Regions from separate parts of the Homo sapiens genome. Here region 1 is linked to region 2. A link is an interaction called in ENCODE POLR2A ChIA-PET data of the cell type or tissue named here. Cell type or tissue: Panc1. All regions are shown on one strand. Each heading gives the region's core, and the rest is flanking DNA. Links, peaks and the distances in the headings are about the cores only. Region 1 has its middle 33 kb from the start of LINC01429. Region 2 has its middle 160 kb from the start of LINC01429.

The links. ChIA-PET counts read pairs that join two places held together with the same protein. Peaks named below come from ENCODE experiments on the same cell type or tissue, not always from the same donor. Only the 100,000 strongest peaks of a DNase experiment are listed, where the experiment ranks them.
Region 1: POLR2A ChIA-PET joins it to region 2 with 15 read pairs; 2 of 35 experiments call an interaction of 5 or more read pairs at or near these places.

Annotation. Positions count from the first base shown.
Region 1 is chr20:51,887,590-51,903,873 of GRCh38, reverse strand. It overlaps the pseudogene RNU6-347P. Among named protein-coding and RNA genes, the nearest start is that of LINC01429, 33 kb to the right of the region's middle. RefSeq lists enhancers at 10,156-10,656, 10,657-11,157, 15,664-16,164, 16,165-16,284. In Panc1, for the core only: no CTCF peak of the experiment used is centred there; no DNase peak of the experiment used is centred there; H3K27ac peaks cover 678 bases.
Region 2 is chr20:52,015,840-52,032,123 of GRCh38, reverse strand. No RefSeq gene overlaps it. Among named protein-coding and RNA genes, the nearest start is that of LINC01429, 160 kb to the right of the region's middle. In Panc1, for the core only: no CTCF peak of the experiment used is centred there; no DNase peak of the experiment used is centred there.

The DNA of each region.
Region 1 (16,284 bases), core at 4,867-12,866, 130 kb after region 2:
AAGTAGCTGGGACTGTAGGCACCCACCACCACGCCCAGCTAATTTTTGTATTTTTAGTAGAGACAGGGTTTCACCATGTGGGCCAGGCTGGTCGCAAACTCCTGACCTCAAGGGAGCGGCCTGCCTTGGCCTCCCAAAGTGCTGGGATTACAGGTGTGAGTCACCATGCCCCGCCCTCTCCCCTTTATTAACTATTCCTTACTGTGTAAAAGATTATCCCCAAGATGAATGGCTTAAAACAATAATCATGATTTATCATTTCACCTGGCTTCTGTGAGCCAGGAATTCAGAAAGGGCATAGTGGAGACAGCTTTCTCCGTCCACAATTATTGGGACTACAGCTGTTAAGAGTCAGAGGCTAGGCTGGGCGCGGTGGCTCACGCCTGTAATCCCACCACTTTGGGAGGCCAGGGCAGGCGGATCACCTGAGGTCAGGAGTTCGAGACCAGCCTGGCCAACAGGGCAAAACCCCTGTCTCTACTAAAAATACAAAAATTAGCGGGGCATAATGGTGCGCCCCTGTAATCCCAGCTACTCGGGAGGCTGAGTCAGGAGAATCGCTTGAACCCGGGAGGTGGAGGTTGCAGTGAGCTGAGGTCGTGCCATTGCACTCCAGCCTGGGCAAAAAGCAAAACTCCACCTCAAAAAAACAAAAACAAAAAAGAGTCAGAGGCTGAGGACAGATCACATGCTCTTTGTCACCCAAGTGCAGCTGAGGCTGTCACTCACTCAGAACCTCTAATGTGGCTTCCTTGTGGCTTGGGCTTCCCTCAACATGGTGGCTGGATTCCAAGGGCAAGCATCCCAAGAGACAGAAAGAGAGCTGGGCAAAAACGGACCCTCAGAAGCGACATTACATCACTCGGCTGTATTCTGTTCACTAGATGTGGGCATGCAGACCAGCCCATGCTCAAGGAGAAGGAAACTAGCTTCATCCTCTGCAGGGAGGAGCGTCAAGGAATTTGCAGACACATTTTTAAGTCCCTGTGCTCCCCCTTACCTTGCTTTCTTTTTCTTTAGAGCTCTATCATTTCCTGAAAGATTGTGTATCTATTTCTGTTTATTGTCCTTCTTTCCCATCAAAATGTCAATATCTGGGGCCGAGTGCGGTGGCTCACACCTGTAATCCCAGCACTTTGGGAGGCCGAGGCAGGCGAACCACGAGGTCAGGAGTTCAAGACCAGCCAGGCCAACATGGCGAAACCCCGTCTCTACTAAGAATACAAGAATTAGCCGGGTGTGGTGGTGCGTGCCTGTAATCCCATCTACTTGGGAGGCTGAGACAGAAGAATCATTTGAACTTGAGAGGCAGAGGTTGCAGTGAGCCCGGGTCATACCACTGCACTCCAGCCTGGATGACAGAACAAGACTCCATCTTGAAAAAAAAAACAACCAAAAAGTCAATATCTGCCTTGCTCACTCCTGCCTCCCTTTTGCTTATAGGCATGTGTAATACATAGTAGGTGCTCAATATATATACACATATGAAACGCTTTGTGAATTTGCCAGTCACCCTTGCTCAGGGGCCATGCTAATCTCTGTATCGTTCCAGTTTTTGGCATATGTACTGGTGAAGCCAGCAGTCAATATATATTTTTGAATGAGTCAATTACCATGTATTCATCTCTGATAGATTTTGAAAACAATCAAACTGTTTGCTGAGAATCCAAAGAATTGGATTGAGAGGCCAGGCACGGTGGCTCACACCTGTAATCCCAGCACTTTGGGAGGCTGAGGCAGGCAGATCACCTGAGGTCAGGAATTTGAGACCAGCCTGGCCAACATGATGAAATCCTGTCTCTACTAAAAATACAAAAAATTAGGCTGGGCGCAGTGGCTCAGGCCTGTAATCTCAGCACTTTGGGAGGCTGACGTGGGCGGATCACAAGGTCAGGAGTTTGAGACCAGCCTGGCCAACATGGTGAAACCCTGTCTCTACTGAAAATACAAAAATTATCTGGGCGCGGTCGTGGGCGCCTGTAATCCCAGCTACTCAGGAAGCTGAGGCAGGAGAATTGCTTGAACCCAGTAGGAGGAGGTTGCAGTGGGCTGAGACCGTGGCATTGCACTCCAGCCTGGGTGACAGAGAGACTTGATCTCAAAATTAATAAAAATACAAAGAATTAGCTGGGCATAGTGGCGGGCGCCTATAATTCCAGCTACTCAGGAGGCAGAGGCAGGAGAATCACTTGAACCTGGGAGGCAAAGGTTGCAGTGAGCCGAGATCATGCCACCGAACTCCAGCCTGGGCAACAAGAGGGAAACTCCATTTAAAAACACACACACACACACACACACACACACACACACACAAAGAATTGGATTGATGGGGAGATAGTCTATTCATGGAGAAGAAGAGCAGAGAAGCTTAATGAAGCAATACCCTGTGACCGTGACTGTGAGGACTCCATAGCTGAGGGCATACAATAGGGTTGCTTTCCCAACTGGCCTTCACTGCAACCAATCAGGTTTCTAGGAGCAGGGGCAGCTTATCTAGGAGTGCCTTGGCACCCACTTCTTGGGATTATCTCTGATCTATACAAGTGAGAGACTTGCCTTCCCAAATGGCCTGCTTTTTCCGGAAGGGAAAGAAGTATGTCTTATTTTCTTGGCATCCTACATATAATGTAACATACTTAAAACTCAGGCCGGGCGCTGTGGCTCATGCCTGTAATCCCAGCGCTTTGGGAGGCCGATGCAGGTGGATCACGAGGTCAGGAGTTTGAGACCAGCCTGACCAACATGGTGAAACCCCGTCTCTACTAAAAACATAAAAATTAGCCAGGCATGGTGGCACGTGCCTGTAATCCCAGCTACTCAGGAGGCTGAGGCAGGAGAATTGCTTGAATCGGGAGGCAGAGGTTGCAGTGAGCCGAGATTGTGCCACGGCACTCCAACATGGATCACAGAGAGAGACTGTCTCAAAAAAAATAAAAACAAAAAACTCAGTAACTACATAATTGAGGGTCACCAGGCATGGTGGAACACTAATAACAGCTGTGGGGGTTTTTTTTTAGTTTTTTGTTTTTGTTTTGAGACAGTCTTGCTCTGTGGCTCAGGCTGGAGTGCAGTGGTGTGATCATAGCTCACTGCAGCCTCAAGCTCCTCGGCTTAAGCAATCCTCCTATCTCAGCCTCCCAAGTAGCTAGGATACAGGCAGACACCACACTTGGCTAATGTTTTGTACTTTTTGTAGAGACAGTGTCTCACTATGTTGCCCAGGCTAGTCTCCTAGGCTGGACAACATAGTGAGACCCTGAGCTCAAGTGATCCACCCACCTTGGCCTCCCATAGGATGACAGGCGTGATCCACCATGCCCAGCACAACTATTATTTATTGAGTGTGTGCTGGGTGCCAGGTACTTGTGTTAAACATTTGATGTGTACTGCCTCTGAATCCTCAAACGGCATTATGTTCATTTCATAGATGAGGAAATTGAGACCTAGAGAGATAAAAACAAAGGTCCAACACGTGGTGGGGCCCTAGTTAATATTTGTAGAATGATTAGATTCCAATTATCTGGTTATGCCTCCATATTTATACACTGGACCACCATATACTGTGTGGAGTACATAATTGTGGATATAATAGGAGTGTATAATTTAGGGGTAAATAAATGTATCCTTTGGCCACAGGCTACTAGCTCCTGAGAAGCCACATCCTGACTAAATCAGCAGAAGCCACGTCATCCAGAGATAATGGGATGGAGACAGGGGTGCCTCTGAGGCTGAGGTGACTCCCATAGGGATGGGTAAGTCTGTTTTACTGTATTAATACTGGGCAGCTGAGGTGCAGTTTGGGAATTTTAAGCAAGGAAGAAGGATGTACATATCTGTGTGATTCTGTGAGAATGGCGGCCCCTGGAGCTGTGCGGCACATTGCTCTCGTCTTCCCGGCAAAATTTTTCCTCCATCAGCCATCCCACTACCTTTGGGGAACTTCTTCCTGACTCCACTAGGGCATGGGGAAGCTGTCAATCATGTTGCCTTACTGCACACGCCCCATCTACCCACCCAATTCAGCCAATCAGAGACCTGTATTCCACGCCCCTACCATCAACACTGCCTTCCTCATGGTTCAGGGATGAACAAGAAATCACACTACACTAATCAGAGCACTCCCTGAAATTCCTCTGCCCCTGCTAGTGTGGAGAATACCGTTACCTTTAAAGTTTAAGAAAAAACTCTCCACATCAAGGGGCTTTAGATCTATGTTATCCTCAGGCCGGGTGCAGTGGCTCACACCTGTAATCCCAGCACTTTGGGAGGCCAAGGCAGGTGGATCACTTGAGGTCGGGAGTTCGAGACCAGCCTGGGGAAATCCTGTCTCTACTAAAAATACAACAACAACAAAAATTAGCTGGGTGTGGTGGCACTGCCTGTAATCCCAGCTACTCAGGAGGCTGAGGCAGGAGAATCACTTGAACCCAGGAGGCGGAGGCTGCAGTGAGCCGAGATCACGCCACTGCACTCCAGCCTGCTTGACAGAACAAGACTCCATCTCAAAAAAAAAAAAAAAAAATCTGTTATCCTCACCCCTACCTCTATCCCACAATGTCAATCTACCTAATTGCAACTTCCTGAAGGCAAAGAGAGATTTCTGTCCTTCCCCACAATGCCCATCCTCCCAATGCTAATTTACATCTATCAGTTTATTAGACTTGGCAGGGAGGGCCTAGCAAAAGAAAGTATCGGCCTCTTTCCATTATATTTTGGGCACTCTTTTAAAATACTTAAAACCTGGGTGCGCTTTGGTACCAACAGAGACCATGTTTAAACTTGGATGCTGAATTCCCAGTAATGAAGGCTTTGAAGCATCTTGTCAGGCTTTCATTCCTGTCTACTGCACAGTGATTCTGTGCTAGTCATTGTGCTAAGCACTGGGATACAGTAAGAAGACACTATACTAGAATTTGCAACCCACCAGAGGAGCAGAGCAGTAGAGTTCAGCTCTCTTTGTCTCTATGAAAATTGTTTCCTAGGCTGGGCGTGGTGGCTCACACCTGTAATCCCAGCACTTTGGGCGGCTGAGGTGGGCGGATCACCTGAGGTCAGGAGTTCGAGACCAGCCTGACCAACATGGAGAAACCCCATCTCTACTATAAATACAAAATTAGCCAGGCATGGTGGCACATGCCTGTAATCCCAGCTACTCAGGAAGCAGAGGCAGGAGAATCACTTGAACCCAGGACGCAGAGGTTGTGGTGAGCTGAGATTGCACCATTGCACTCCAGCCTGGGCAACAAGAGTGAAACTCCATCATAAAAAAAATAAAAAAGAAAATTGTTTCCTAAACCCACCTCCTAAGAGCCCCTATGGTACCCTGTTAACCCCACCTGGTGGCTTCAAACCTGTCAGCCCCAGCATCTTCCTCAGAGTACATGAAATTCTGGTAATTCTTCCAGAAGATTCTCTCAGGTTTCTCCTCCAACCACGCTCTCGGTTCATTTAACTTGAAGCAATTTAGAATTTCAGAGTTTGACTTTATTTTGTAGTGTTTATTTCAAAACAAATTATGTTCCTTATTTAAAAATTCAAATACTGTATGAATATATGGTATTAAAAGTCTTCAACATGGCCAGGCACAGTGGCTCATACCTATAATCCCAGCACTTTGGGAGGCTGAGGTGGGTGGATCACAAGGTCAGGAGTTCAAGACCAGCCTGGCCAATATGGTGAAACCCTGTCTCTACTAAAAATACAAAAATTGGCCGGGCGTGCTGGCACACGCCTGTAGTCCCAGCTACTCGGGAAGCAGAGGCAGGAGAATCACTTGACCCCAGGAGGCAGAGGTTGCAGGGAGCCGAGATCCTGCCACTGCACTCTAGCCTCGGAAACAAAAGGAGACTCTATCTCAAAAAAAAAAAAAAAAAGTCTTCAGTATATCTCAGGGAAACCCACTATTACTAGTTCAGTGTATTTTCTGTCTGACTTCTAAAAATTTCTAAATTAACATATATTATTTATTATCTTTTAGAGGAATCATACTCTTCATTTTTCAACTAGCCTGTCCTCAAAACACATTTAAAATATGTGAGGTCCAGTACAATATCATAGGCCACATGTGGGAATTTAAATTCAAATAAATAGCGGGGTGCAGTGGCACACACCTAACATCCCAGCTTCTTGGGAGGCTGAGGAAGGAGAATTGCTCGAGGCCAGAAGTTCAAGACCAGCCTGGGCAAGATTGCAAGACCCTGTCTCTAAAAATAAATTAATGAATAACATAAAATAAATAATTACTTTAGTTACATTACACACTCAGTTTCTCCATTGCACTTGCCACGTTTCAAGTACTACATGTGACTAGTGGCTACTGTATTGGACAGCACAGCATAGAACATTCCATCATTGCAGAAAGTTCTATTGGGTAGCACTTTCTAGCACTGGTCTACATAACTTTCTATGTCATTACATAAACTTTCTGCCTCATTTTTTTTTTTTTTTTTTGAGTTGGAGTCTTACTCCATCACCCAGGCTGGAGTGCAGTGGCCCAATCTTAGCTCACTGCAACCTTTGCCTCCTGGGTTCAAGTGATTGTCCTGCCTCAGCCTCCCAAGTAGCTGGGATTACAGGTGTGCACCACCACCTGGCTAATTTTTGTGTTTTTAGTGGAGATGGGGTTTCACCATGTTGGCCAGGCTGGTCTCGAACTCCTGACCTCAGGTCATCCACCCGCCTCGGCCTCCCAAAGTGCTGGGATTAGAGGCATGAGCCACCATGCCTGGCCATTCTTTTTTTTTTTTTTTTTTTTTAAATTAGTCCCTCACTTTTCCATGTGGATATACAATATAATTAATCACTTCCCTACGGATGGACATTGAGTTTATTTCCAATTTTCACAGTTGCAAGCAAAGCTGCAAAACACATCCTCACGTAGAAAAATTGGCTTGCTTATGACATGACTCTCCAGAATGAAGTCCCAGAATTGAAAATACTCAGTAAAAAGCTACAAACTCAGCTGGGCGCGGTGGCTCACGCCTGTAATCCCAGCACTTTGGGAGGCCGAGGCGGGCGGATCACGAGGTCAGGAGATCAAGACCATCCTGGCTAACACGGTGAAACCCCGTCTCTACTAAAAATACAAAAAATTAGCCGGGCGTGGTGGCAGGCGCCTGTAGTCCCAGCTACTCGGGAGGCTGAGGCAGGAGAATGGCGTGAACCCGGGAGGCGGAGCTTGCAGTGAGTGTGGAGATCGCGCCACTGCAGTCCAGCCTGGGTGACAGAGCAAGACTCCGTCTCAAAAAAAAAAAAAAAACTACAAAACTCGATTCAAATTTTCAGTTGTTAAAATAGAACCTTTGTTCTTCAGGACCTGAGACTGAAGGAAGATGTTCTCATTGGTCAGTATGTCTGATTATATGTCAATATAGGGTAAAAGAAAGGAAAATAGTTTGTAGCTTTGGGTAATTTTAATATCCATAAGTTGTAGCAGTATAATTTTTAAAGTTGCATTTGAACTGGAGGTTTGGTTTTGAAACCACTGGAGAAAGTAAAAAATTAGAGCTGGGCGTAGTGGCACACACCTGTAATCTCAGTCACTAGGGATACTGAGGCAAAGCCTGGGTGACAGAGCAAGACTCTGTGTCAAAAAATAAAAAATAAAGAATGAAATATAAAGAAAGTAAAAAATTACATATAATTAAAAAAATTGGCTTCAAAACGAAGTCCCAGCTGGGCATGGTAGCACATTCCTCTAGTCCCGGCTACTCAGGAGGCTGAGAGAGGAGGATTGCTTGAGTCTAGGAGTTCAAGGCCGTAATGCACTATGTGAATAGCCACTGCACTCCAGCCTAGGCAGCATAGCAGGACCCTATCTCAAAAAAAAAAAAAAAAAGTGGAGGGTTACATGTACCAAATATATCAATAAATTGTTTTGAAAGATAATTCTTGGCTGGGTGTGATGGCTCATGCCTGTAATCCCAGAACTTTGGGAGGCCAAGGTGGGTGGATCGCTTGAGGTCAGGTGTTCAAGACCAGCCTGGCCAACATGGTGAAACCTGGTCTCTACTAAAAATACAAAAATTAGCCGGGTGTGGTGGTGGGTGCCTGTAATTCCACCTACTCGGGAGGCTGAGGCATAAGAGTCGCTTGAACCTTGGAGGCAGAGGTTGCAGTGAGCTTAGATAGTGCTACTGTACTCCAGCCTGGGAGACAGAGCAAGACTCTGTCTCAAAAAAAAAAAAAAAAAAAAAAAACAAACCCCACAAGGAAAGAAAACTGGCACAGGCTGGAAGACACTAAAGACAAAGAACAGTCACATGCAATGTGGGACCCTGGGAGGGATCATGGAACACAAAAGAGACATTGAGGAGAGCAGCAATGAAATTTAAATGAGGTCTGTAGTAGTAGTAGTAATGATAATAATGTACCAGTGTTGAAATTTTCTGTTCTTGGTCATTGTACTCTATAAGTATGCAGACTGTTAGCAATAGAAGAAGGAAGGTGAGGATACAAGAGGACTCTGTACCATTTTTGCAGCTCTTCTTAAGTCTAAAATTCATACTAAATGAATACTTTTTAAAAATTAAATGTTGGTGCCAGGTGCAGTGGTGCGATCACAGCTCACTGCAGCCTCTACCTCCGGAGCTCAAGCAATCCTCTCACCTCAACCTCCCGAGTAGCTGGGACTGTGGGAATGCACCACCACACCTAGCTAATTTTTAAGTGTTTTGTAGAGACAGAGTCTCACTATGTAACCCAGTCTGGTCTCAAACTTCTAGGCTCAAGTGATCCTCCCTCCTAAACCTTCTAAAGTGCTGGGATTATAGGTGTGAGCCACTGCACCCAGCAGGCCCTTTTATAAGGGGCCAAATCCCCTCTACAAGGGCTCTAATCTCATGACTTAATTACCTCCAAAGGCCCCACCTCTTAATACTGTCACTCTGGCCATTAAGTTTCAACACATGAATTTTGGAGGAAATATTTAGACCATACAAAGGGCTTAGTCTTATGGGCTAGAGCAGGGGCCCCCAACCCCCAGGCCGTGGACAGGTACTGGGCTATGACCTGTTAGGAACCAGGCCACAGGGCAGGAAGGGAGTGGCAGGTGGGCGAGCGTTGCCGCCGGGGCTCCACCTCCTGTCAGATCTCTCTAGGCATTAGATTCTCATAGGAGCGGGAACCCTATTCTGAACTGCGGATGGGAGGGATCTAGGTTGCACGCTTCTTATGAGAATTTAATGCCTGATGATCTGAGGTGGAACAGTTTCATTCCAAAACCATTTCCCCCAACCCATCCCATCCATGGAAAAATTGTCTTACACAAAACCAGTCCCTGGTGCCAAAAAAGTTGGGACCCACTGACTAGAGCTCTGAGTTTGAAGACACATATTGGGAGGAAGTACCATTGGATCTCTATATTCTACATTCTAGCAAGAGCGTGGAGGGGAGAGGAAGGGAGATACGGAGAGATGGCAGGCGACAGCAGAGCTTACATTTATAACGATGACTCATTTTTGTATAGTACTGTATATACGGCTTTCAAAGTCCTTTTCCAACACCCATCATCCCAGCACTCAGGAAGGACGGAGGAGGTAAGAGGAAGTATCTGAAGCTCAGGGAGTTGAAGAGAAGCCTGATGCAGAGACATAGAGAATGTGTCATTGCAAGGTCACAGACCCTAAACAAATGAATAAATAAATAAGTGCTTTCTGATGACCAAGTTGGCTGGAGGAGCAAGGTAGTATGGAACTGGTGAGGAGAGTGAGGGTGACTTGGAGAGGTACCTGTGCCAGAATAACTCTAAATTTTATCGTTATCCGAAGTATATGGTTCTTGAGGATTTTGGCAAACTACTTTTCCGTTTCTGCAATTTTGGTTCTGAAGGTAGACATGAGCTCATAAACACAGAGCTAAAGATTTTCTTTACAGTAAACAAATACTAGCTCAGCCAGGAGATCCAAGTTAACATCAACAATGATAAGTCGTGTTGATAGAATGTACCTTTGATCTAATGTGATGAGAATGGCTTTACCTCTGTGGTTTTCCTTCCACAAACATTTAACAACAAATAAATCCAAATTGAGGGACATTCTTTTTTTTTTTTTTTTTTGAGACAGAATCTCACTCTGTCGCTCAGGCTGGAGTGAATGGCAGGATTTCAGCTCAATGCAACCTCCGCCTCCCGGGTTCAAGCCATTCAATTGAGGGACATTCTACAGCATATTTGCCCAAAGCTCCTCAAAACTGTCGAGGTTTTCAAAACAAGGGTAGTCTAAGAAACTATGACAGCTAAGTGTAACCTAAAGAGACATTAGAACTAAATGTAATGTGGTGGTTTAGATAGGATCCTAACGCAGTAAAAGGACATTAGGTAAAAACCAAGGAAACCTGAATACAGTATGCAATTGAATTAACAATAATGTATGGCTGGCCGGGCGCAGTGGCTCACACCTGTAATCCCAGCACTTTGAGAGGCCAAGGTGGGTGGATCACCTGAAGTCAGGAGTTTGAGACTGACTCATGGCCAACATGGTAAAACCCCATCTCTACTAAAAATACAAAAATTGGCCGGGTGAGGTGGCTCATGCCTGTAATCCCAGCACTTTGGGGGGCCAAGCTGGGTGAATCACTTGAGGTCAGGAGTTCAAGACCAGCCTGGCCAACATGGTAAAACCCCATCTCTACTAAAAATACAAAAATTGGCTGGGCGCAGTGGCTCACACCTGTAATCCCAGTACTTTGCAAGGCCAAGGCGAGTGAATCACTTGAGGTCAGAAGTTTGAGACCAGCCTGGCCAACATGGTGAAACCTTGTCTCTACTAAAAATACACAAAATTAGCCGGGTGTGGTGGTGGGCGCCTGTAGTCCCAGCTAATGAGGAGGCTGAAGCAGGAGAATCAATTGAACCTTGGAGGTGGAGGTTGCAGTGAGCCAGAATTGCACCACTGCACTCCAGCCTGGGTGACAGAGCAAGACTCCGTCTCAAAAATAATAATAATAATAAAATAATAATGTTTGGCTAATAGTTTAACTGATTAAAACAAATGTGCCATGCTAATGTAAGATGTTAATAACAGGGAAAACTGTGTTTAGGGTATATGGTAACTCTTAGTACAATCTTTTCAATTTTTCTGTAAACCTAAAACTGTTCTAAAATTAAAATTTTATTTATGAAGAAGAGAATTGGCTGGGCGCAATGGCTCATGCCTGTAATCCCAGCACTTTGTGAGGCTGAGGCAGGTGGATCACGAGGTCAGGAGTTCAAGACCAGCCAGGCCAACATGGTGAAACCCCGTCTCTACTAAAAATACAAAAATTAGCTGGGCGTGGTGGCACATGCCTGTAGTCCCAGCTACTCAGGAGGCTGAGGCAGAAGAATCGCTTGAACCAGGAGGCTGAGGATGCAGTGAGCCGAGATCACGCCACTGCTCTCCAGCCTGGGAGACAGAGCGAGACTCCATCTCAAAAAAAAAAAAAAAAAAGACAATTGACTCTAAAGCAAGAAAAAAAAAACAAATATTTCAGAGTTTATAACATAAGTAGTAATAAAATCTATGACAAATACAGTGCAAAAGACATGGGGAGAGGGAAGTATATTGCTACAAGATTTTTATATTATATGTGAACTGTTATCATTTGATGGTACATTGTGATAAGCTGAAGATGCATACTTTATACCTTAGAGCAACCAAAAAAAAAAAAACAAGATATAGCTAATAAACCAGTCATGGAAATAAAATGGAATCCTAAAAAATAACTCATTCCAAAGGGAGCCAGGCAAAAAGAAGGAAAAAGAATAGACTACAAATAGGACAATAAAAAATAAAGAGCAAGATGGTAAATTTAAGTTCAACCATATAAAAAATTCCTATAAGGGTAAATGATCTAAATATTCCAATTGAAGTCAGAAGTTGTTGGTTTTGTAAGAGAGCAAGACCCAACCATATGCTGTCTCTAAGAAACTCTGCTTTATTTCTTATTTATTATTTTTTTGAGGTGGAGTCTCACACCACCTTAGGTGTGTGTTACTTAGGCTGGAGTGCAGTGGCACAGTCTCAGTTCACTGCAACCTCTGCCTCTTGGGTTCAAGTGATTGTCCTGCCTCAGCCTTCCAAGTAGCTGGGATTACAGGCGTGCGCCAGCATGCCCAGCTAATTTTTGTGTTTTTAGCAGAGAAGGGGTTTCACCGTGTTGGCCAGGCTGGTCTCGAACTCCTGACCTCACGTGATCTGCCTGCTTCAGCTTCCCAAAGTTGTGGAATTATAGGCATGAGCCATCGCACCCAGCCTGAAACCCCACTTTAAATATAAAGACCAGGTAGATTAGAAGTAAGGGATTGAAAAAGATACTCCATGCAAACACAAAGCCTAATAAAGTGGATTGGCTGCATTAATTTCAGATAAAATAGATTTCAATTTGAGAAATATTTCCAGGGAAAAAATGGGACATTTCAAAATGATAATGGAGTCAATTCACCAAGTGACATAATCCTAAATATGTATATCCTGATAACACAAAACTAAAACAATAATACATGCACGTGGTTTGGAATTCAAAACAAAAATATGAATTCTGATTGGCATATGAAGAGGGAATTGATCCATAGGAAGAACTCCTATAAACTGAGTTGCTGGGTGAAAGTGTATGTTTAAAGTTTGGCGAATATTGCCAAACTGCTCCCAAATGAAGTTATACCAAGTTATAACCAAGTTGAAGTTATACTAAGTAATTGCAGAAATTACTTTTGCACCAACCAACTATAAATTGCCATTAAAAGTAAGGCAAAAAAGTGGTCGGGGACAGTGGCTCACACCTGTAATCCCAGCACTCCATGAGGCCGAGGCGGGTGGATCACCTGAGGTCAGGAATTCGAGACCAGCCTGGCCAACGTGGTGAAATCCTGTCTCTACTAAAAATACAAAAATTAGCCAGCCTTGGTTGTAGTGCCTGTAATCCCAGCTACTGGGGAGACTGAGGCAGGAGGATCTCTTGAACCCAGGAGGCAGAAGTTGCAGCGCCTGTAATCCCAGCTACTGGGGAGACTGAGGCAGGAGGATCTCTTGAACCCAGGAGGCAGAAGTTGCAGCGCCTGTAATCCCAGCTACTGGGGAGACTGAGGCAGGAGGATCTCTTGAACCCAGGATGCGGAGGTTGTAGTGAGCCGAAATCACACCACCGCACTCCAGCCTGGGTGACAGAGCAAGACTCCATCTCAAAAATAAAAAATAAAAAAATAAAAATAAAAATAAAGTAAGGCAGAAACTACAATTACTTTTGCACCAATCTAATACTTCTCCAACAATAGGAGATGGAAAAGTACAAGAGCAACTGCTGTTAACAATAACCACCCCCCTGGCCGGGCACGGTGGCTTACCCCTGTAATCCCAGCACTTTGGGAGGCCGAGGCTGGTGGATCACAAGGTCACGAGACCGAGACCATCCTGGCCAACATGGTGAAACCCTGTCTCTATTAAAAGTATAAAAATTAGCCGGGCGTGGTGGCGGGCGCCTGTAGTCCCAGCTACTCGGGTGGTTGAGGCGGGAGAATCGCTTGAACCCGGGAGGCGGAGGTTGCAGTGAGCTGAGATCATGCCTTGCACTCCAGCCTGGGCAACAGAGCGAGACGCCATCTCAAAACAAAACAAAACAATAACCACCCCGATAAGAATAACAGCTAAGATTTTCTGAGCATGTACTGTGTGCCAGGCTAGAATAAACACGTGCCTATCTATCAACCTTTTACTCCTATGAGAGAGGTGCCCCGCTTCTTCCCCATTTCACAGAAGATTGCTGGGTAGAGGATTATAAAAAGCACTGTGGGTGCAGGGAGTCAGACATGCCAAGTTATGATTACCAAAATCCTGGAAATCTTTCCTTATACACATTTTCTATTTTTCCTGTGTCCTCAGGTAGCTAAAAATGAAGCATAGAGTGGCCCGTTCATCTTTCATCTTCCCCCTCTCTCGGGATTGCTTTGCTTTGCTTTACTATTTTGGCTCCTGAGACAAGAAGCTACATTCCAATAAAGCTTTCTTAATGGACACTGAAATGGGAATTTCATATCTTTTTATGCATCATAAAATATTCTTCTTTTGATTGTTTCTCAACCATTTAACCCAAATGAAGTGTTTTACCTTTGTGTATGTGTGTGTATGTGTGTGTGCACTACACACAAACTGAACACTGCGCCCCTCCCTTTCAAAGATCTTCAACCACCTCTGCACCCCTCCCCCTAACGGGCACCAGCTTAACTTTCCTTCCATTGTGAAAAGAAAATTCCATGAATGCAAAAGCTGAGACTTGTGAATTTCTTTTTTCTCCTCAAGGTGCTTACCTAAGGTGAGCTTTACGATTGAAATGCAAAGAGTCATCAAACACATCTCAGTCGCATTAGAGGAGATAAGCAGTTATCAGATGGTTTGACTGATTGGATGCCTAAGTACTAGGGGAAGGAAACCACTTTCAATATTGCACATTGCGGGGCTTATAACAAACTGTGTCTGGCCTGGCAGTTATCCTTGCTAACTTTTACTTTGGGTGTATTAATTTTTTATTTTTCTACCAGTAGCAGCCAACACAGGTTTTCGTTTTACAAATTAAAGGGCCGGAAAATCTTTCCACTTTGTTCCTGCCAAGGGAATCCCAGATCACTCCAGGTAATCCCCACAGTAATCAGAGTGGTCTGTTTTCTAAAATGAGGGTATGGGACAATATAAGGTTGTTTGTAGGTTTGCTTCCAAGATGCAAGCTTCCATTTCCAGAAATTCCAAAGAATTGAAAGCCATCGGTGAAAACTCCTGTAGACTTAGAGAGAAAAAAAAATCAAATCCCAACTGGTCCCAATGCATACAAATCATTTTTAATCAGTTTTTACTTTCTTTCTGAATAAAGACATTCTCAGAATTTGAAAAAGTGAGACCAAGGCAAGAGGATTGCTTGAGACCAGGAGTTCAAGACCAGCCTGGTCAACATAGCCTGATGCTCACTACAAAAAAAAAAAAAAAAAATTTTTTTTAAAGTCCATTCACTGGACAAGTTGTAATGTTCGCTATAATCATATAATCATAAAAATGACAAGGATTTAAAAGCCAGATTTCAATTTGTTGAGAAAGAGTTTAACAGGCCATGGGGGTGGAGGAGGCTGGAGAGGTTTCCTTCCAGTCTGTGCAGGGTAACTTGAAGGAAAATCCTGACTCCAATTATAAAGCAAGGACAAATCCTCGAATCCTTTCAATATATCCATCTTCCCTGGCCAAATTGTATTCTTTCTCCTTCCCTCCACCCCCTTTTGCATTTCCATCAACAATACGGCTATCGGCTGAGCCCCTTGGTCAGCAAATAAAGGCAGAGGGCGAAGTAAATTTGCTTCCCAGCAATTATTTTTGTGAGGTCATGGAGTGAAGCGTTAAAAGAATACTACCGTGGAGGGGAGTATTCAGTAACTGTATGATCTGTGCTGCAAAACTGACAAAAGAACTCAGCCAGTCTTTTACTTTCAGACCCACAGAAATCATTGACCACGGGGTCTTTGTTCCCTAAATTCATCTAAGAGGAATCTTTCACATGAACGCCCCTGCATGGAAGCTAATCCCCTCCGCCCTCGGCTTCCCGAAGAAAGTCCATTTGGTCATTTGCTCTGTGTCTACACCTGCAAATTATCAGGATAATTTTGATCTTAAGAAAATAAAAGAACAAATGGGTAGGGGGAGGGAAGGAAAGAAAAAATCCAGTAAGGTCTTTAGTATCTAGAGCAGGAATTAGCAAAGTCTTTCTGTAAAAGGGCAGGTGGTGAATATTTTCAGCTTTGCGGACCCTGTGGCTTCTGTGGCTGGACCACTCAACAACACGAAAGCAGCCCTGGGCAATACTTTTATATAAATTATGGTGGTGACTGTTCCAAAGAAGTTTTCTTTGTGGACACTGAAATTTGAATTTTATATAATTTTCATGTGTCATAAAATATTCTTCTTTTAATTGTTTCTTTTTTTTTTTTTTGAGACCGAGTCTCACCCCATCACCCTGGCTGGAGTGCAGTGGTGCGATCTTAGCTCACTGCAACCTCCGCCTCCCGGGTTCAAACAATTCTCCTGCCTCAGCCTCCTGAGTAGTTGGGACTACAGTGTGCACCACCATGCCCGGCTAATTTTTGTTATTTTTAGTAGAGATGGGTTTTCGCCATGTTGGCCAGGCTGGTCTCGCTCGAACCCCTGACCTCAGGTGATCCGCCTGCCTTGGCCTCCCAAAGTTCTGGGATTACAGGCATGAGCCACCTCATCTGGCCTTCTTTTGATTGTTTCTCATCCAATTAAAGAAATATATAAAAGCCATTCTGTTCACGGG
Region 2 (16,284 bases), core at 4,228-12,227:
AGAAATAAAGCCATAAATATGCTGAGTTCTGTTGACATTCACACCGGAAATAGCACAGAGCTCCAAGTATTGTGGTCTCCTTTCCGATTTTATTGCTAAACAGCAAGAAAAACAGCAGAGGGGCTTTCCTGGCGAGTCAGAGAAATGCAACGTGGTTTTTTGTGTGTTTTTTTTTCTCCGCAAGACAGAGGAAACTATCTCTTCACACCATTGCCAAAGCCAAGAGACTTCGAATGAACAGATAGAGCCCAGAGCAGAACAAACACCATTTGATAAAATGCTTAGAGCACGTCTCCCCACACGGGCAGGGACTATGAGCGTCTGAAAAGCAGAGGTCCGGCCTCCCCTCCTCCCCAACTCAAGGTTGAAAATATCAACAACATTCCTGTCCACTGTAATCAAATACTTACGCAAAAAGCTATGGAATGCACAATAATTTGTCAGGCATCCTTTTAGCAGAGTCCACTAGAGCAAACTCTGGTAGGCTTCCTTGACCCTCAGAGACTGTGCCCTTTAACCTTATTTGGGTCTCTTTTATGGGGGCCTTCACTCTGACCAGATGGCTAAACTATCAAAGGGTTTTATGAGTAAAAACTGCTTTCCCAACTCGTAAGTTGTATATTTCTTTCCATGTTAATGTGAACTATCAACCCAGAGGCTTTAAATTGAAAACACAAGAGGTGTCCTGCAGCTGGGGCTCCCCCCGCCATCCCAGCATTGTGTGTGACCACAAGGGTGATGGGTGTTTGCAGAGAAAACAGCTGACACCCAGATGAGGACAATTTCAGCTAAATATTTAAAATGGCCATCAAGAAAGGAATGATTGATTGATTTTTTTTTTTTTTTTTTTTTTTGGTTCAGGCCATGATCTTTTATCAAGCTGCAGGCAAACATGCTTCCTACATAAATCCAAACTGTATCTTTCTTTTCTTCCATCCCATCCTGTGCATCCACTTTTCAGGGAGGCTGGGTGGCAAATTAAACATAATTAGATCAAATTCTGTGGAATCCAAAGTAGAAAAGGATGCTGTCTCTCAATGTTGAATTTCAAGTTAAATAGTCCTGAGACCTTGAATTGGCTGTATGTGTACACTTATAGTTTGTTTTGTATAATTCTTGAAAATTTTCATAAGAAATGATCAGGATGAGTTGATGCAACGAATATTTATGAGTGAAAACCAGGAGGCTGACACTGTTCTAACACTTAGCAGGCTGCGTGAACAAGAGAGCAGACACTTCATTGAGAAAGTGCTTATGTTCTAGTGGAGAGACGAACAACAAAGAACCCCAAAATGGCAGGTGGTAATAAGCAATGGGACAGGACAGTGGGACAGGGGCTAAGTGCATAGATTCTGCATGGTTAGGAAAGACCCCACTGGGGAGGTGATGACAAAGTAAAGATCTGAATGAGAAGAAGGAGAACAACTCAGGAAGATGTGGCTAGCGCTCCCATTAGACATGTAACGTGCAGCCGGGCGCGGTGGCTCATGCCTGTAATCCCAACATTTTGGGAGGCAGAGGCAGGTGGATTGCTTGAATCCAGGGATTTGAGACCAGCATGGGCAACATAGTGAGACCCTGTCTCTACAAAAAAATACAAAAATTAGCCAGGTGTGGTGGTGCACACCTGTAGTCCCAGCTACTCAGGAGGCTGAGCCCAGGAGATAGAGGTTGCAGTGAGCTACGCTTGCCCCAAATGTACTGTACCAGCCTGGGTGGCAGAGTGAGACTCTGTCTCAAAAAAAAAAAAAAAAAAGAAGTAATGTGAGCCATGTCTGTAATGCTAAAATTTTCTAGTAGCCAGATTTTAAAAAGTAAAAGGAAATGTATGGAAATAATTTAATATATTTTATATTTTTAGTTTATTTCTATTATAATTTATTATATATATTTTTATTTTGTTACTTATTTAATAATACTAGATATATATTTCTGAGACAGTGTCTTGTTCTGTCACCCAGGCTGGAGTGCAGTGGCACATTCATATCTCATTTCCACCTCGAACTCCTGGGCCCAAGCAGTCCTCTTGCCTCAGCCTCCTGAGTAGCTAGGACTATAGGCATGAGCCACTGTGCCTGGCCTATTTTATTATATTTAGATCCATATGTACTATTATATTTTCTAGTAGCTATATTTTAAAAGGGTAAAAAGAAATGGGTGAGCCGTATGCAGTGGTGTGAGCCTGTAGTCTCAGAGTTTCTCAGGAGGATGAGGTAGGAGGATGGCTTGAGCCTAGGAGTTTGAATCTACCCTGGGCAACATAATGAGACCCAGTCTTATAATAATATGAAGAAGAAAAGAAGAAGGAGGAGGAGGAAAAGGAGGAGGAGGGGGAGGAGGGGGAGACGGAGGAGGAAGAAAGAAGAAATGGGTAGAAACAATTTTAATATATTTTATTTTTATTTTTATTTTTTATTTTTTCTTCTTTTTTTTGAGACAGAGTTTCAGTCTTGTCACCCAGGCTGGCATGCAATGGCATGGTCTCGGCTCACTGCAACCTCTGCCTCCCAGGTTCAAGCGATTCTCCTGCCTCAGCCTCCCACGTAGCTGGGATTACAGGCATGCACCACCATGCCCAGCTAATTTTTGTATTTTCAGTAGATAGGGTTTCACCATGTTGGCCAGGATGGTCTCAAACTCCTGACATCAGGTGATCCACCTGCCTCAGCCTCCCAAAGTGCTGGGATTACAGGCATAAGCCACCGTGCCTGGCCAATTTTAATACATTTTGTTTGATTTTAATAATATATTTATTTGCATTGTCATCATTTTTATTTATTTTAAATTTTTAATTTTGCTTATTTGTTTATTTAATAATACATTTTATTATATTCAACTCATATGTAGTGTTAAATTTTCTCATAGCCAGTTTTAAAAGATTTTTAAAAAGAACACAGAAAAAACAGGTACAACAAGCCAGGCATGGTGGCACACACCTATAGTCCCAGCTACTCGGGACATTGATGTGAGAACACAAGTTGAGCCCAGGAGTTTGAGGCCAGCCTATGAAATGCAGTGAGACCCTGTCTCTAAATAAATAAATAAAAAGGAAAAAACCAAGTAAAATAATTTTAATAATATCTTTTATTTTTATTTAATCTATTTTTTTCCAAAATATTGTCATTTCAAAATGATTTTCAAAAATGTTTTTTAAAAAGTAGATGAAAGGCCAGGCGCGGTGGCTCAAGCCTGTAATCCCAGCACTTTGGGAGGCCGAGGTGGGCGGATCACGAGGTCAGGAGATCAAGACCATCCTGGCTAACACGGTGAAACCCCATCTCTACTAAAAATACAAAAAATTAGCCGGGTTCGGTGGCGGGCGCCTGTAGTCCCAGCTACTCGGGAGGCTGAGACAGGAGAATGGCGTGAACCCGAGAGGCGGAGCTTGCAGTGAGCCGAGATCCCGCCACTGCACTCCAGCCTGGGTGAAAGAGCGAGACTCCGTCTCAAAAAAAAAAAAAAGTAAATGAAATATTTTACATTCTTCTTTTCATACCAAGTCTTCACAATCGTGTGTATTTTACACCAACAACACACCTCAATCTAGACTGTAAATTCTCACTAGAAGTACTTGATCTGAATTCAGGTTTCATACAGTTGACAGTCACAAAGGTAGATTCCTATATCCCAGTTGTACTAAAGATACTTAAAAGTTTTCTAATAACTGAGTGAAGTTGTTAGATGTTTTCTAATTACTGAGTGAAGTTATTAGATGTTTTCTAACTACTGAGTGAATTTATCAGTTTTGAAGTTTTAATGCAGATTAAGTAAAATGAAAAATCCAGTTCTGGCAGGGCAAGGTGGTTCAGGCCTGTAATCCCAGAACTTTGGGAGGCCGAGGCAGGTGGATTATCTGAGATCAGGAGTTCAAGACCAGCCTGGCCAACATGGGGAAACCCCATCTCTACTAAAAATACAAAAATTAGCCGAGCGTGGTGGCATGTGCCGGTAATCCCAGCTACTCAAGGAGGCTGAGGCAGGAGAATCGCTTGAACCCGGGAGGCGGAGGTTGCAATGAGCCAAGATAGTGCCACTGCATTCTGGGGGAGAGAGCGAGACTCTGCCTCAAAAAAAAATAAAAAATAAAAATCCAGTTCCTCCCATGCACCAGTCACATCTCAAGTGTGGAGTCACCACCTGGGCCATGTGGCGACCTGATGGACAGCAGAAGTCTGGGGAAGGACATCAGAGGCCCAAGAACAACTAGAGCAAGCTCTGGAAGCTGGGAAGAGCTTGGCATATGCCAGGAGCAAAGGGTGGCCAGGAGCTGCAGGGCACCCAGACAGGGAGGAGCGGCAGGGATGGGCTGCCAACACCTTGCATCTCCTTGGATCCACAGGCTGGGTGAAGAGCTCGGATTGACCATACTTGTTAGTCCCCAGTTGGTAAGAGGGATGCAAGACCAGGATAAATTTCTCTGTGATAGCTTGGAGAGTACCGTATCAAGAGGAAAGTAACATGTCCATGACGTAGAACCTAGGAACACACCCTCAGGAATGTCCCAAGGTCATAAGGAAGCTCACGGCATGGCTGGAATGGCAAAATATTGCCAACAGCCTAAATATCCACCAGGCAGGGGAAGGGTAATAGACTGTGATCTGTTCCCAAAAGGATCATCACTGCAATTGAAAAGAATCATATGTGTCAACACGTCATATCTTTTTTTGTTTTGTATTTTGTTTTTTGTGTTTTTTTTGAGGCAGAGTCTTGCTCTGTTGCCCAGGTTGAAGTGCAGTGGTGCAGTCTCAGCTCACTGCAACATCCACCTCTTGGGTTCAAGCGATTCTTCTGCCTCAGCCTCCAGAGTAGCTGGGATTACAAGCACCCACCAGCACGCCTGGCTAATTTTTGTATTTTTAGAGAGGCAGGATTTCACCATGTTGGCCAGGCTGGTCTTAAACTCCTGACCTCAGGTATTTGCCAGCCTCGGCCTCCCAAAGTTCTGGGATTACAGGCATGAGCCACTGCACCCGGCCTATTTCCTTCTTTTTTAAGGCTGAATAATATTTTATTGTATGTATATACCACATTTTTTAAATCCATTCATCTGTCATCTGGTAAAGGCAGATAATTATTTTAAATATAGCAGATGGGGCTGAGCGCAGTGGCTCCTGGCCAACATGTTACATCTTAAAAACAAAAGGATGAATAAAAGAAGAAACTATGTATATAAATTAAGAATACCTTATAGCATTTAAAGATACAGGTAAATACATATACACACATAGACATGGACACATACATTTATTACTAAACTGATTAACATGGGCTGGAAGGAAACATCAGTTTCATGATAGCCATAGCTCCTGGGGAGGCATTGAGGTCCAGTGGGCTCAACTTTATCAGTACTGTCTTATTTTTAATTAAAATAGTATCAGCCAGGCGTGGTGGCTCACACCTGTAATCCCAGCACTTTGGGAGGTCAAGGCAGATGGATCACAAGGTCAGGAGTTCAAGACCACCCTGGTCAATATGGTGAAACCCCATCTCTACTAAAAATACAAAAATTAGCCGGGCATGGTGGTGGGCACCTGTAATCCCAGCTACTCTGGAGGCTGAGGCAGGAGAATTGCTTGAACCCGAAAGGTGGAGGTTGCGGTGAGCCAAGATCATGCCGTTGCACTTCAGCCTGGGTGACAGAGTGAGACTCCGTCTCAAAAAGATAAATAAATAAAATTTAAAAAAATAGTATATAAGATGCTACAACACAATGGTTATATTTAGTAATCTTAAGTAGTGAAGCTGTAAGTGTTTGTTATACTTTATTCTGTACTTTTCAGTTGCTTTAAATATTCTCCAAATTTAAATAAAAACAAACCTATGATAAAAGAAGAGAAAAGAAACCTCTTTCACTTCCAGCCCTCTATATTGTCTGTGCCTGTGTCTCCTGTAACCTTCCAGTGCTGTCCAGGGCTTACAATTAGAGAGTACAGATCTATTACATACAGTGTTTACTTATAACATTTTCTGGGGGGAGAAAAGTTTCTGGCCTCGTCCAGCAATGTCTAAGTCAGACAAGCAAGATAATTTTTAACTCTTTCCTCACTAGCATCAAGCCACGTATTTTTCTTTTCTTTTCCTGTGGCTTCAGGATTTTGAGCCCTACATGCTCCTCTACCTCTCAACATTTGGACCACTAAAGGCTAAATATGTTCCATGTTGAATGGAAAAAATAAGTAACGAATAATTTAAAAGTTGGCCACACAGTTCTCCATTGCTTCAAAGAAAATAAGTGTCTCAGCCGGGCACGGTGGCTCACGCCTGTAATCCCAGCACTTTCGGAGGCCGAGGCGGGCAAATCACAAGGTCAGGAAATCGAGACCATCCTGGCTAACACGGTGAGACCCCGTCTCAACTAAAAATACAAAAAATTAGCCGGGTGTGGTGGCGGGCGCCTATAGTCCCAGCTACTTGGGAGGCTGAGGCAGGAGAATGGCATGAACCCAGGAGGCGGAGCTTGCAGTGAGCTGAGATCATGCCACTGCACTCCAGCCTGGGCGACAGAGTGAGACTCCATCTCAAAAAAAAAAAAAAGGTCTCTTGTTTGTTTTCTGAAGCTCTAACTGCTTCTACAGGCTGTCTCTAAATCCATCACTAGCTGCACAGCCTTTGTTGTTCAACCTCCCCAAGCCTTAGTTTGCTCATCTGCCGTATCGGGATAATAATAATCGGACCTAGCCAGGCGCAGTGGCTTAGGCCTGTAGTCCCAGCACTTTGGGAGGCAAAGGCAGGTGGATCACCTGAAGTCGGGAGTTCAAGACTAGCCTGACCAACATGGAGAAACCCCATCTCTACTAAAAATACAAAATTAGCCGGGCGTGGTGGCACATACCTGTAATCCCAGCTACTGGAGAGGCTGAGACAGAAGAATCACTTGAACCTGGGAGGCAGAGTTTGCCAGGAGGCAGAGTTTGCCATGAGCCGAAATCACACCATTGCACTCCAGCCTGGGCAACAAAAGCAAAACTCCGTCTCAAAAAAATAAATAAATAATCAGACCTTCTTCACAACACCAATAGGAGATGTAAAGGTCTTAGTACAGTTTTTATTAAATACATTTGTATTATTTTTCTGGTATCTTGATCTCTTTTTGTCACTCGATATGACAGGGTAATTTTTTTTTTTTTTTTTTTTGAGACAAAGTCTCACTCTGTTGCCCAGGCTGGAGTGCAGTGGCACGACCACAGCTCACTGCAGCCTTGACCTCCCAGACTCAAGTGATCCTCCCACCTCAGCCTCCCAAGTAGCTGAGACTACAGGCACACACCACCACACCCAGCTAATTTTTAAATTTTTTGGTAGAAATGAGATCTCACTATGTTGTCCAGGCTGGTCTTGAACTCCTAGGCTCAAGCAATCTTTCAGCCTTGGCCTCTCAAAGTGCTGGTATCACAGGTGTGAACCACTGCACCTGGCCCTGGGTGACTATTTTGGATAGTGGCTTAGAACATAGGCTTTGTGGTCAGACAGGTGGGTTGTAAACCTAGCTCACCCACTTTTTAAGTGAACTTGGGTAGCTTACTAGCCATACAGGGGTTGAGAAAACTAAATGAGATAGTCCTTTAAAGATGCCAGCAGGAGACCTGGCATGTATGTGATCAATGCTACAGGGATGCCAGCTGATGCAAGGAGGACATGGTGCCGATTCATGTTGGACAGCAGCAGCATTTACAACAGAGAAAACTCTAGTATTTCCATGATGTTTGTCTACGCATACATATAGCACATAAGCCAACTTAGCCTTTTTGCAAATTCATTTAACAGTTTCTTATAGAAATATGTTATTCTGAGCCACATCAATATAAACCATCACACATTCTTTTTTAAAATATGCTGTACATTTAGAAGTATGGCTTGGCCTCCAATTTGAAGCTTGTCACTTTCTTTAGTGCCTCTAGTTATCACTGTGAGCCCATCAGCCTTGCTTATCCAACAAGTTTATGAATAGCAAATGTTGATGGCTTCATTGAGTTGTGACTATAAATGCAAGGAAAATGAGAACAAGGGTGAAGAGGTGGCTTCTTTATAACAGCTGTAATTTATCCAGGGTTTTGTGCTGGCCTTTGATTTGGGGGCTGACTCTGAATCTAGTGTTCCCCCGGATTGCATTAGGAGCAGCCCTTAGGGGTCAGATGGAATTCCAAGGTCCTGGAATTAGTTAGAAGAATGAGAATGCACATGTGTGAAGGGGCAGGGCAAGGGGCCTTTACAAAACTCATCCTTCAAGACCCAAACAACAGCTTTCTGCCCAGGTGACCTTGAGAGAGGACAGGGCCAACTTCTGGGACATGCAACCCTTGCAGTTACACAGGGCCCCGAGCTCAGACAGGTTCTAGCTTGGCTTAATGCTCTGCTGTGGCCATCTTGAAATTCTTAATAACATTTTTAACAAGAGGCCCTATGTTTTCATTTGCACCATGCCCTGCAAATTCTGTGGCTGATCCTGGGACCCTTGAGGACACTGAGGCTTTTGCTCACCCCTGGGCACAGTCGTGACTGTTATAATGAATGACAAGTATTTTGTACATCCGGGGAATAATACTGATCCCAAGTAACATGTATGAGCCAAGTACTTTACCCAGATGACCTTATTTAATCCGTCCATGGACCCATTTTAGAGGTGATGAAACTGAGACATGAAGATAATAATAACAGTTCACATTTATCAAGCATATGCATAATCTTACTTTTCACAACAATCCTTTACAGTGGCTCACGCCTGTAATCCCAGCACTTTGGGAGGCCGAGGCGGGTGGATCACGAGGTCAGGAGTTTGAGACCAGCATAGCCAACATGGTGAAACCCAGTCTCTACTAAAAATACAAAAATTAGCTGGGTGTGGAGGTGCACGCCTGTAATCCCAGCTACTCGGGAGGCTGAGGCAGGAGAATAGCTTGAACCCGGGAGGTGGAGGTTGCAGTGAGCCAAGATCACGCCATTGCACTCCAAGCCTGGGCGACAGGGCGAGACTCTGTCTCAAAAAAAAAAAAAAAGAAAAGCCTGTGAGCTTAGTACTATTGCTTGGCCACATTTTAATTCCTACAAATGCAAGCTATTAGGTTAAAAAAAAAAAAAGTAATCCAAAGAAAGCAGAAGGAAGAAGGTAATAGAGGTAATTTTTAAAATTATATAGCAAACAGTTTCACAGAAAAAACTAGCTAATCCAAAGCTGGTTCTTTGGAAAGACTAATAATCTACTAGTCTACTAAGTGCTAATAAAAAAGAACAAATGCATAAAAATATTAGGGATAAAAAGAGAGCATAACTGCAGATGCAGAAGAGAGTAATAACTGAAATTTAATACTGTAAAAAATTCATGCCAAAAAAAGTTGAACACTGCAAAATTAACAACTTCCTAGAGAAACATTATTTACCAAAACTGAACCAAGAGACTCCAGAATCCTAAATAGACCTGTGTTGAGAAAATTAAATTAGTAGCTAACATATATGCATACATGTGTACATGCATACATACATGCGTAAACATGCCCACACACACCAGACGTAAGCAGGTTTACACTTCTACCAAACATTCAAGAAACGTGAAAATAAGCCGGGTGCGGTGGCTCATGCCTGTAATCCCAGCACTTTGGGAGGCTGAGGCGGGTGGATCACGAGGTCAGGAGATCGAGACCATCCTGGCTGACACGGCGAGACCCCGTGTCTACTAAAAATACAAAACATTTGCCGGGCGTGGTGGCAGGTGCCTGTAGTCCCAGCTACTCAGGAGGCTGAGGCAGGAGAATGGCATGAACACAGGAGGCGGAGCTTGCATTGAGGCGAGATTGCACCACTGAACTCCAGCCTAGGCGACAGAACAAGACTCTGCCTCAAAAAAAAAAAAAAAAAAAAAGAAAAGAAAAGAAAAGAAAGAAAAAGAAACAGGAAAATAGGCCAGGTGCAGTGGCTCACACCTGTAATCCCAGTACTTTGGGAGGCCAAGGCAGGCAGATCACCTGAGATCAGGAGTTAGATACCAGCCTGGCCAACATGGTAAAACTTTGTCTCTACCAAAAATACAAAAATTAGCCAGGTGTGGTGGCAGTGCGCCTCTAATCCCAGCTACTCGGGAGGCTAGGGCCGGAGAATCACTTGAACCTGGGAAACAGACGTTGCAGTGAGCTGAGATCGTGCCACTGCACTCCAACCTGAGCAATAGAGCAATACTTCATCTCAAAAAAAAGAAAAAAGAAAGAAAAAAACAGGAAAATAGCGGCCACTTATTGCTGCCTGATACAGACAGCTAACATTTATTGGGCACTTACTGTTCAGTAAGCATTATGCTAAAAGCTGTCTGTGTATAATCTCATATAAGGTAGGTACTATTATCTTCATTTTACAGATAAAGAAACTGAGGCCAAGAAATTTTTTTTTTTTTTTTTTTTTTTTTTTTTTGAGACAAGAGACTCACTTTGTCACCTAGGCTGGAGTGCGGTGGCGCGATCTCAGCCCACTGCAAGCTCCACCTCCTGGGTTCACGCCATTCTCCTGCTTCAGCCTCCCGAGTAGCTGGGACTACAGGCCTGGGACTACAGGTGCCCGCCACCATGCCTGGCCAGGATGGTCTCAATCTCCTGACCTCGTGATCCGCCCACCTCGGCCTCCCAAAGTGCTGGGATTACAGGCGTGAGCCACCGCGCCCGGCTGAGGCCAAGAAATTTTAAGCATTTTGCCCAGAGTCCTACAAATGATAAATGGTAGATCTGGGATTTGAACTAAGTTCTCTGTCAACTCCACAACCAGCATTCATTACCATTACATTCAACTGCCAATCAGAACTGAATATGGGAGATCTTGTAGTTTGGGTTAAGCAGAGAAAAGAGCAGGGCCTTCGTGGTCTCTGGTTTTCTTGGTCTATTTCAACCCCTGGGATATTCACTAATCACCTAGTTGAGGTTTCAGCACCCATAGAGCTCACATTCCAGTGTTCTTGAATTAGATGCTCTTATTTGATTATCCTCCTAAGAGATAGCGGCTATTGTCATGTGAAGGCCATTGTCCTTTGGAATCTGAAGGTAATCAAGTTTGGAGGCATGACCTGACTGATGGGTATTTCAGCCACAAGTTTAAGAACAAAAAGACAGATGCATAAGAATTATGCGATGTTCATAGTTTCCACATGGAATCCCATTATGAAAAAGGCCATTTTCCATTTTTAAGAAACATACATCTATGGAGAGTCTCCTAGGGTTGGTTGTGTGCTATCGTGATTAATTCCCATATTATTCATGAGGCCATAGGGCTCAGGGAGGTAAGGGAAGGTGTCCAGAGTCATACAGCTAAGGAGTCTGGAGCCAGCCAATCGACTCCCAAATCCAGTGGTCCCATGTTCATTACAGTGGCATTGGATGCCATGGAATTCCAGTCCAGAGAAGGAAGAGTTGGTTTTGTGGAGTTTGTTGTGCTGGTACTTCTCCTCCATACAGGACAGATCTAGATTTTGTGGAACCTGAAACTTTACAATTGGAGGGGGTAGGGACCTCTAAAACAAACCCTATAAAAACACCTTGTGTTTGCAAATTTTACAGACACATGTCACCATGTGACGACATTGCTAAGGCCCCTGCTGGGGCTATGAAAGAGGCCCTGAAACTTAAGCCTCACAAGCCTAACAAAGCCATTGTGGCCTCTATTTATACCGTGTTTTCTAATTTGTGTTTTGGGGATAATAATAACAGACATGGTGGACTAGAAAAAAAAAAGGGATATGGAAGCACTCAACTATATTATTATTATTATTTTGCATTTTTGTTTTGTTTTGTTTTGAGATGGAGTCTCGCTCCATCAGCCAGGCTGGAGTTCAGTGGCGTAATCTCGGCTCACTGCAACCTCTGCCTGCCGGGTTCAAGTGATTCTCCTGCCCCAGCCTCCCAAGTAGCTGGCACTACAGGCACCTGCCGCCATGCCTGGATGATTTTTGTATTTTTAGTAGAGACGGGGTTTCATCATGTTGGCCAGGCTGGTCTCGAACTCCTGACCTCAAGCAATCCACCTGCCTTGGCCTTTCAAAGTGTTGGAATTACAAATGTGAGCCACCGCACCTGGCCTCAACTGTATTATTTATTCAGTGTTTTCAATAGGCCAGACTTCTGCTGAGTCTTTTTTTTTTTAATTTAAACCTAAGTCCTGTTAGAAGTAACTTTTTTTTGAGATGGAATTTCACTCTTGTTGCCCAGGCTGGAGTACCACGGCATGATCTTGGCTCACCAAAACCTCCGCCTCCCGGGTTCAAGCGATTCTCCTGCCTCAGCCTCCTGAGTAGCTGGGATTACAGGCATGCACCACCATGCCAGCTAATTTTGTATTTTTAGTAGAGGCAGGGTTTCTCAATGTTGGTCAGGCTGATCTCGAACTCCCGATCTCAGATGATCTGCCCGCCTTGGCCTCCCAAAGTGCTGGGATTATAGGCGTAAGCCACCGTACCTGGCCCAGAAGTAACTTTTTTTTAAGTTTAAATCTGTTAAATCTTATGTCTCTGAAGTAAGTATGATTATTATGCCCATTCTACAGATGGAGGGACTAAGGCTCAGAGAATCTGAGTGACTGGCTCTGGGTCACATAGGTGGCAACCGTATAATTGAGACTCAAACCAGTTGTTCTGATTTCTGGACTTCATTCTACCTCTTTGTTTCAGCCAGGATATTCATCCCAACTTAGAACTTTTGTGGTGCTGCTCACCCTCTGCTCTGATACCCACCATGGCTCACTAGTGCCTGTATACATCATGACATTGGATCAGCCAATGATATAGAAAGCGGTATTTCCCAAAATAGCCACACATTTTAAAAACCAATTTGGGAAATTATTTCACAAACAGATTTTATGGCCTCGATGCATGAAAACCTGAGAGTACATTTGCAGATTTTAATTTCAGTAAATATTTGGCATAAGCATTGATGAAACGAGACTTATATAGTTTACAGCCAAAGGTGCACTTTTTTTTTTTTTTTTTTTTTTTTTTTTTTGAGACAGAGTCTTACTCTGTCACCCAGGCTGGAGTGCAGTGGCACGATCTGGGCTCACTGCAACCTCCACTTCCTGGGTTCAAGCAATTCTCCTGCTTTAGCCTCCCGAGTAGGTGGGACTACAGGCGCACACCACCATGCCCGGCTACTTTTTGTATTTTTAGTAGAGACGGAGTTTCATCATGTTGGTCAGGCCCATCTTGGCCTTCCAAAGTGCTGGGATTACACGCGTGAGCCACCGCGTCCAACCAAGGTGCACTTTTTATCATGAAACAAGTTGGGTTTTACAGAAAACTTGCAAAGACAGTACAGCGTGTTCCCATATACCCCTCCTCGCTTTCCCCTCACTGGGGATACATATGTCACTGTTAAGAAACTAACCTGGGTATGTTATTATTAACTAAACTACAGACCTTTATTTCAATTTCATAAAAGGTACATTTTTTTTTTTTGAGACAGCATTTTGCTCTTGTAGCCCAAGCTAGAGCGCAGCGGTGCGATCTCAGCTCACTGCAACCTCCACCTCCTGGGTTCAAGCCTCAGCCTCCTGAGTAACTGGGCTTACAGGTGCCTGCCACCACGCCTAGCTATTATTTTTGTATTTTTAGTAGAGATGGGGTTTCAACATGTTGGCCAGGATGGTCTTGAATTCCTAACCTTGGGTGATCCACCTGCCTTGGCCTCCCACAGTAGTGGGATTACAGGTGTGAGCACCGCCCCCGGCCCAAAAGGTGCATTTTTAAAGGACTTTCATAGCTAACTTTTGTTGTACACCTATTGTGTGCCACGCATTGTGCTTAACACTTTATATCCCATTTAATTCATGTAGCCACCTGGTGTAACAGCTACTTTCCCCATTTTACAGACGGGAACTCTGAAGTCCAGAGTTCACTATGCAGCAGCTAATAAGATGGGGTTTGAATCCAGGCAGCCTGACTCCAGAGTCCCTGCCTCAGATCATCACATTAGGGCATTCCTTGTATTTTCTATCCTTCAAGCTACCCAGAAAACTCAACCCAAGCCCAGGGACATATTCACTCATTCATTCATTCATTCATTCATTCATTCATTCACTCAACAAATATTTTATTCCCTCCTCAATTTCTTCAGACTCCATCACCACCACCACTGATCTGCCCACTTCAATGAACTCAAATGGCTTGAAACATAAGGGTCACAACTCCAGTGATCTCAGGGGGCCCTGGCATGGGTCAGAAATGTGTGCAGTGGGCCAGGCAGGAACTCTGGTGACGACGAAGGCCATTCTCTCTCCAGGGGCTGTGTCTGTGTGTCTTGCCAGTCAGCCTCTCGCTGTTGCCCCCGTGATCCAGACAATGGTCCCCATGCAGAAATGCAGGCCCCAAACCACCCAATTTTTCCATTTTTTAAAGAAAAGCCAGAAGTTTTCATTTTATATGAATTTTACCAACCTTCTAAACTCTTTGTAAGTGAAAACCTATCTGTGGGGCCAGGCGCTATGGCTCATACCTGTAATCCCAGCACTTTGGGAGGCCAAGGCAGGTGGATCACCTGAGGTTAAGAGTTTGAGACCAGCCTGGCCAACATGGTGAAGCCCCGTCTCTACTAAAAATACAAATATTAGCCAGGTGTGGCTGTGGGCGCCTGTAATCCCAGGTACTTGGGAGGCTGAGTCAGGAGAATTGCTTGAACCTGGGAGGCGGAGGTTGCAGTGAGCCAAGATCACGCCACTGCACTCCAGCCTGAGTGACAGAGGGAGACTCCACCTCAAAAAAAAAAAAAATCCATCTGTGAGTCAAAGAGGGGCCATAGACCAGTTTATAATCCCTCTCATGACTTGATTCCCTCATCATTCAAATGCAGATAAGAAAAGTTACCATGAGATGTAATTGAGTTCATGTTTGTAAAGCATTCAGAACCGGGCCTGACACAAGGTAGCAGCTGCTCTCATTCTTGTAGATTTTTAAATAATAGTAATAAATTAATTCAAGGGAGAGACCTATTCAGTCTGAGTCATCAATGGCCTTTCCCTCCCTCCACAAACCCCAAAGTGTTGACTTACTGAATCTTTCAGTTTTCGTCTGTGTTTAGTCTTGTTGACACAGCCTCAGTGCTTGCACTGGAGTACACCGGGGCCTCACTCCCCAGTCATGTGGTTGGAGTCATCGAAGTCCCTCACTCACATTACAAAACACAAAAAGGAGAAACTTCACTATCCCCAGTGAGGTCCCTATGTGCATGCTGAGGCTCACCTTACAGAGGCATTATATGCTCTACCGGGTGTGGTCCTCCCGCCGATAATGCCACCTGCAACAGCCACATCATGCGTTAAAATAGGAGATACCTATTTTATTTTATTTTATTTTATTTTATTTTATTTTATTTATTTTTTGAGATGGAGTCCCACCCTGTCGCCCAGGCTGGAGTGCAGTGGCACAATCTCCGCTCACTGCAACCTCCACCTCCCCGGTTCAAGCGATTCTCCTGCCTCAGCCTCCCAAGTAGCTGGGATTACAGACATGCACCACCACACCGGCTAATTTTTTGTATTTTTAGTAAAGATGGGGTTTCATCATGTTGGCCAGGCTGGTCTCGAACACCTGACCTCAAGTGATCCGCCTGCCTTGGCCTCCCAAAGTGCTGGGATTGCAGGCGTGAGCCACCACGCCCAGCTGGAGATACATATTTTAATGTATTACACTCTTTCATCAAAAGACGTAATGCAAGAGAACTGACCTTTGGTGGAGACAGATGATCTGCCCACTATTTTCTATTTCTAGCACTGGAAATCAAAAATAAGGTTTTGCTCAGAAAAGTCTGGACGCTTCTATCTCTGAATGAGTTCCGTGTAAGGTGAGAGAAGCTCTCCCCATGATACTGTTATCCTTGGATGGCAAAGTACACCCTGCACTTGGCACTGAGACAGTGCCTGCATTCAAAACACGTGGAGAACATAATTTGAAGACTCAGGTATGGCCAGCAGTGCCAGAGGGGTAGAAATAAGTCTAAGGCTGGCGAATGAATCATTGCTCAGCTGTACCTTGGGTTGCCTGGTCTGCAGCCCCAGGGTGGACTGGAAGGCTTCCTTCATTGGATGGGAAATCTCCCGGTGCTGGGACTGGACCCACAGTTGTGGCAGAGTTGAAGGGGCAGGTGGCCCTTGTGGGCCCTGGGTGTGGATCTTGGACTCTCCCAGCTCAATTTTTGGAGAATCATCACATTTCACCTGCAGGATTATCTGGATACAAGGAGAGAAATCAAGTCAATGGCCAAAGCCATCTCCCTTCTGCATGTTGCCGTAAACATGTTATGTGACACACTCAAGTTTGCATTTTCTTTG